Regions from separate parts of the Homo sapiens genome. Here region 2 is linked to region 1. A link is a contact called in ENCODE Hi-C or POLR2A ChIA-PET data. All regions are on one chromosome and are shown on one strand. Each heading gives the region's core, a stretch centred on a gene start or an enhancer-like site at or near the end of the contact. The rest is flanking DNA. Distances are from core to core; before and after follow the strand shown. Region 1 overlaps TEAD1 (TEA domain transcription factor 1). Region 2 overlaps TEAD1 (TEA domain transcription factor 1).

Evidence for each region. Hi-C counts contacts between places; a loop is a spot of excess contacts on that map. ChIA-PET counts read pairs that join two places held with the same protein, here RNA polymerase II (POLR2A). Pooled maps may share reads with other maps.
Region 2: a map of Calu3 shows a loop between it and region 1 (7-fold over the local background). The contact joins two enhancer-like sites. A Hi-C loop is called at or near these places in 4 of 168 maps with a recorded cell type or tissue (Caco-2, Calu3, PC-9 and 1 more), 1 of 37 single-sample maps with no recorded cell type and 5 of 50 pooled maps. POLR2A ChIA-PET finds 5 or more read pairs at or near these places in 2 of 52 experiments (BJ and H1).

Annotation. Positions count from the first base shown.
Region 1 is chr11:12,887,690-12,890,979 of GRCh38, forward strand. The region is part of intron 9 of TEAD1 (TEA domain transcription factor 1); the gene reads left to right. Among named protein-coding and RNA genes, the nearest start is that of TEAD1-AS1, 34 kb to the right of the region's middle. RefSeq lists an enhancer at 1,222-1,730. Within about 2 kb of position 1,807, at least 19 of the 41 ENCODE cell types and tissues checked have a DNase peak (open chromatin) inside an H3K27ac peak, as active enhancers do.
Region 2 is chr11:12,722,980-12,726,269 of GRCh38, forward strand. The region is part of intron 2 of TEAD1 (TEA domain transcription factor 1); the gene reads left to right. Among named protein-coding and RNA genes, the nearest start is that of TEAD1, 50 kb to the left of the region's middle. RefSeq lists a silencer at 2,683-2,977. Within about 2 kb of position 1,537, at least 22 of the 41 ENCODE cell types and tissues checked have a DNase peak (open chromatin) inside an H3K27ac peak, as active enhancers do.

The DNA.
Region 1 (3,290 bases), core at 557-3,056:
GTGACTTCTCAGACTTTAATTTTGCTATAGTTTTGTTCCAACAACAGAAACATTAAGGCCATCTAAGATAAACTCAGCTGATACATTTTAACAAATTTGGGCATACAGTACTTAAAATATAACATCCAGCATTAACCACATTAATTTGATAAGCGAACAAAGTGACCAATAATTAAAGGGCCCTAAGTAAGTTAAACTTTGCATTTGAATTCTCTAGATGTTTGTTACAGACAGACATGTACATATGTTTCCCCCTACTTCTTTGTAACGGCTTAGGCTCATTAGACCCAAGGGGTTATAAAATATTTTTAGTAGAGAAGAGAACTTATAGGTAGTGCTGGCAAAAAAAGAAATTATGTAGCCAGGTTCCATGCTATTTGTCATTAGTGACTTCTTTCATCTTTATTGAGCTCTGTGAGGTAGGTTATTCTATTCCCTTCTACAGAAGAGGCTTGGAGAGATGCTGCCTTACAGTAGCCAGCTTTGCACCCCAGCCTGCCTGTAGCATCTCTTAAGACAAGATAAGACATGATTGCTGGCTGGGTGTGATGGCTCACGCCTGTAATCCCAGCACTTTGGGAGGCCAAGGCGGGTGGGTCACTTGAGGCCAGAAGTTTAAGACCAGCCTGGCCAACATGGTGAAACCCTATCTCTACTAAAAATACAAAAATTAGCTGGGCATGGTGGAGGGTACCTATAATCTCAGCTACTCGGGAGACTGAGGCAGGAGAATCGCTTGAACCCAAAAGGCGGAGGTGGCGGTGAGCTGAGATCACGCCACTGCACTCCAGCCTGGGTGACAAGAGTGAAACTCCATCTGAAAAAAAGACATGGTTGCATACTTTGGTACCACCAAAGCCAAGAGAAGAACCTTAGTTTATCTCCTCCTTAGTCTGAAGTGGCCTTAGAACCAGCATTTTCTGAAATTTACTCGTTGGCTCACCACATATGTCACCCTTGCCAACATTGAAGACTTCCTCACAACCCCACCACTCCTAGCAATAGTGATGGCCAACATTTACTAAATATTTTCTGTATGCCAACACTATGCATTATCTTATGTAATCCTTATGAAGTAGCTTGCCCAGTGTTAGACAGCCAGCTGACATGGGAAGTAGGATTCAGATCCAGGTCTGTTGACTCCACATCCTGAGATAGTGACCAAAAGGCTATACGGTCCATTTGTAGCTGATGAGTAGTCTGTTTTTGTAGCCCAGGGCCGTAAGGAGCTAATGGGAGAATAATTAGGGGGATGATCGCCCCCTGCTGGCTCTGTGTCATGTGTAAACCAGACGGCAGCTTCCCCAAGTTGGTGGTGGTTTATGTTGGAGGAGAACCAGCGAGTCAGTCCCTCTGTTACCTTTGGCTCTACTGGAAGCTAAGAGAAAAACAGCAGAGGGTGAAGAAAGGAAGGAAGAGTGTAAAAAACAAAGACTATTTTAGTTGGAAATATACTTTCTACATGATTTCAGTGTTGCATATCAAAGGATCTCAAGTGTTAAGTGTGATATCCTCCACCCAGGGTGGGCTATTTAAAAGGGGCCTCCCTGAAATCAGGGTCCAGTTTCTGGAGGCCAAGTTAGGCAGATGAAAACCCGGCCTGGCTGAGCTGTCAGCTGAATCCTGAAAGTACACAGGGAGTGGTTTTCCTGATAAAGCCTGGAGTGATGCCTCCACCTCAATTCTGGGGCACGGCGGGTTCCTCCAGCCCCCCACCAGGGCAGCAGCTGGCAAACCCCTGCCTGCTCAGACTGCCCGGTCACCAGGCTGTGTGTCTCATGCCTGTTGTGGTCTGGATGCCATAGTGAGCAGGAGCCAGGAAGAAAGCACAGAAAGGATTTACTCAGGCGGGAGTTACACAACCAGAGGAGGGAAGAGTTGGGGGTGGAGAAAGAGGCAAAGAGATTGTTCTCTTTAGATTTTGAGGAAGCACTCACTGCCTTGCAGAAGAGAAGTTCCATGATACAGTAGAGGAACAAACCCGATCAGGGAAGGCACACGTTTGCTCAACATATGAAACTCATTTATTTTTATTTTTATTTTTTTAATTGAGGCAGGGTCTCACTGCATTGCCCAGGCTGGAATGTAGTGGCACAATCACAGCTGACTGCAGCCTCGACCTCCCAGGCTCAAGGGATTGTCCCATCTCAGCCTACCAAGTTGCTGGGACTACAGGCATGCACCACCACACCCAGCTGATTTCTGTATTTTTAGTAGAGATGGGGTTTTACTATGTTGCCCAAGCTGGTCTTGAACTCCTGGGCTCAAGCGATCCACCCACCTCGGCCTCCCAAAGTGCTGGGATTACAGGTGTGAGCCACCGTGCCCAGCCAAGCAACTTATTTATATATTATGTCAATAATGATCATCACCAGCACTTATGAGCTCTGTATTAGTATGCTGAGCATTATGTCCAGTCTGTACATAAAGGAACCGTGGCTCAGAAACGTTAAATAAAGTTATCAAGCTCTACCTCCAAAAACGGTGACTGTGCCAAAGTTTACCACCACTCTGTATTCTTAACCATGTCACTGTACTTTTGAAGAAATAAAGACAAAGTTCAAAAGTTAAAAACAGCTGCCTGCAAAGTAGGAGCTCCCCAAGCAAGGCCAGACCTCTGAGGGCCTTCCACATTGGGTAGATGGTTACTCTGGGTTTCCTCTGAGTTCCTATTCCAACCCATGGAAAATTGTCTTCCACAAAATCAGTCTCTGGTGCCAAAAAGGGGACCGCTGCTTTAGAGCCTATCTTTCATCATGCTCTAGTGGCAGCAAAGAGGTGACTGATACTAGAATTCTTAGCAGCTGTTTGAGATTTGGGGCAGATTACCGCAGCTCAGCCTCAGTTTCCAGTCTGTCTTAAGTGGACATAACAGGATCGCTGCCATGCTTACTGTGATGATTACATTTAGTAATATCCCTGAACATACTGAGCACTCCACAAATGCTTCTGAACCTGAATGTCTTACAGTAATGTGAAAGGAAATTGAGCCAGAGCTCTGGACAGGGATCAAGCTTGCGAGAATGTGCTCACTAAGTGCTTTGGACTCTACTGAAATTCTAACAGGAGTCAGAATATTTTTCAATTACTTTTGAGATGGAGTTTTGCTTCGTCGCCCAGGCTGGAGTACAGTGGCACAACCTTGGCTCACTGCAACCTCCACCTCCTGGGTTCAAGCAATTCCCCTGCCTCAGCCTCCCACATAGCTGGGATTACAGGCATGTACCATCATGCCTGGCTAATTTTTGTATTTTTAGTAGAGACAAGGTTTTGTCATGTTGGCCAGGCTG
Region 2 (3,290 bases), core at 287-2,786, 160 kb before region 1:
TTTTTTCTGTAGTTCTGTGCTATTATAAGTAATACTTTGGGATATGGCCTTGTGCTTATTGTGGATTTTTTCCTTAGGGTGAATTCCCAGGAGCAGGATTTCTGGGTTAAAGGGCACAATTATTTTTTTGGCTCTCAATGGATATTGCTAAATTGCTTTCCAAAAGGGTTGTACCAGTTTATGATGCCACCAGCAGTGCGTGAAGGTACCAATTTCAGCATCTTGGCTTGCACTAGATAGTATAATTTTTACAAAAGTTTGGCTCAATGGTGCACATCGTTTAATTGATATTTCTTGGATTATGACAAGGTTGAGTATGGCTTTACTTACTATGTTTTGAGATTTTACTTAGTATTTTTGTTTTCTTACAGTCAGGACCTAGCTGTGGTTGAGGTCAGATTTTCTGTGTAGAGCTTTTCAGACTCTTGAATTTTACAGCGAAAAAACAAACCAAACTAACAAAAACCAAACCCAGAATTCATCTGTAAAATAAATACTTTGGACATATTTTGTGGTTGGATTAACTGTTCGTGATTTTAACTTCCTTATAGGTCATAAGTTAATAGGGCGGTATTTGGAGAGTAGCGGGGCTTTTCCTCTTCTCCTTAGATTCTCCTTTGTTCTTTCCCTCTACCATCCCCCCATTTCCTGTTTCCCTCCTCCCCTGTAAGCCCTGTTGTTGTCTTTTTGGAGATAAAACATAAAAGGATCAGCTTTTAGTCATGCTCCTTCAACTTATAAAATGTAGGTTGCCTAAATTATGTAGTACAGAGTGAGGATAAAGAAAATCACAGTATTGTAACACATTGCCTGTAACTGCTTTGCAAAAGCAAACGTCTCCCACGAAATCTTAGAAAGGTGTGTTTGAGGGTGTAATCTTGGCTTGTGGTGCAAGGGAGCCCAACTTGTTTTTCAAGTTGGTCTTGAATAAGTTTGTTCTTTCTGGAATGCTCGCCATCCTCAGTATGACAGAGTTCGCTTGATGACAAACTCTTTTACTCTCCTATACATACCATGGCCACTGAACTGGTTTGTTTATTTGCCTGGGGTAAATGATTGAAACACATTCCCCTTTGCAGTGGTGCTCAGCATTTGATAGATGATTCTTATTCCCCAGGCTCCTTCATGGTGATGCCAAGCCCAAGTCTAGCCTTCCAGTGGCCCCTGAGGCCACACTGTCCCCTCCGCAACAAACACTGAGAAAGACACACACTCTCTTGGGTGTGCACGTAGTTTATTGAGCTCGTGGGCTCTCCGTAATGCTGCCCCACTATGCGCATAGTAGGAGAATCCGATATTGGCAGAATAACTGGGTCTATGTACATAAAGTAGAATGATCGAGGCTCGATTTCAATTTAATTTGTTAATGAAACAAGATGGATCACATTTTCCCTTCCCGCACACCTCTCGGGCTGTTTGAGATGAGGCACAATTAATTTATTTGTACTGTCTGTGGAGGCGTATGCCAGCTAATGTAGTGCAAGAGCTTTTATCTTTATGTTTGTAATGAAGAGGGGCAGGCCGCTGGCAAATTGACAAGGAGTGCTGATGACTCATCCTCTGAATGCGAGTGCTTTCTTCTGAAATCATAAAATGCGCGTGCACACGCAAGCCTAGTTCCTGTTTGAAATGGACAGAACCCCTTTGGGAAAGTTCAGGTGCCTTTGAAACACTGCAGGGGAAAGAACAGGCCAGTGAGGCTGTTTCTCCGGCTCCCTGGCCTGTCTTGAGGGCAGAACCTCCTGCTCAGTGGGGGCCCTACTCTGGGATGGGAATTCCCATCCTCTCCCTGCCCTCTCCTCCTCGCCCCTCCTTTCCTTGGAAGGCTGGCTCCTTTGTACTGGTCTTTTGTGCTCCAGTAGGCAGCCTTCCCCACCTGCCAGGCCAGGTGCCTGGTTCACCTGGCGAGGCCTGTGCTTCCGGGGCTGCTCCCTAACCTTGATCCTGGGCAGTGCCCTGGGGCTTTGCTTTATGAGGCTGTGGATTCTGGGGCCTGGTTGATTTTAGCCTGGGAGTACACATGGGATTCCTCTGGCCTTTGCTTGAGTTCCCCAGGCCTGGGCTTGGTGGTGGCTGTGTTGTCACTCTGTTGATATGCCTCAGAAGAAATAGTTTACACAGTAACTAAAGTTGGTTTGGCCCTTTACAGTGTGTAAGGCTTTCTGGCATTAAAACAACTCTGAATTGGATATATTGTTACCCCACTTTATGGATGAGGAAATCGAGGTGCACAGAGGTTAAATGGAATGTCCATGATCAAGCAGCTAGCCGGTGGAAAGGTAGTGGGGACAAAACCTTGGACTTTAGAGTCTAAAACCTGACCTTACAATTTCTTTATAACATTCATTCATTAAGGACAAAATGAAACTTTTTCTGCATAAGAAATATATAAATTCTCTTCAAGAGTCATGTGAGAGTTTGACAGCGGACTAGAGTGACTATGGTTAACAACAACGTATTGTGTATTTCAAAGTAACTAAAAGAAAGGACTTGAATTGTTCCCAACACATAATAATGATAAATGCTCAGTGTGATGGATACCTTAAATTCCCTGACTTGATCATTACATATTCCATGCATGTAACAAAATATCACATGCACCTCATAAATACGTAAAGTATTACGTATCAGTTAAAAAAAAAATTAAAAAATATGTGAGTGAATATACAGATTTCTGTAGTTCAGTAGAATAACAGGAAATTCACAGGATGCTTTCTGGAGACTTAAAAGCAAAATGTTTGCAGTGGTCTGAGAAAGAAACCCTGAAGATTGTGGTCTAAGAAGTTTTCCTTCCTGTGTCAGATGCCTGGTCGAGCTGGTTGTACAGGAAGGCTAAGTGCATATGTCCCAGTCAGTCCTGTCACCCGGGTGTAAGCAACACAAATCACTGTGCATGGTTTTATTGAATTTCAGAGCCAGAAGGAACCATGGAGATTTTACAAATGAGGAAACTATGGCCTAGAGTGAGAGATTTTGTGTTGGGAAGAATTCCATTCATTTACCCAACCATCCTTCCACGCGTCCAACAAATATTTATTGAGCCAGTTTTGGGCTGGGAGATAAGGCTTAGGCTGTGAATGAAACAGGCACAGTCCTGTCTTCAAGGAACATAAAATAGCAGATGACACGGCTGAGCAGGAATGAGCATGGCATGGTAAGGGCAGTGATGAGTGAAGTCAGGGTAGCTTGAGGCACATAGGTGGGGCACATAACTATTGGAGTGGGAGAAGGTAGTTAGGGAAGGTTTCCTTGAAAGAGTGGTACCTCTGGTGAGACTTGAAGGATGTTGC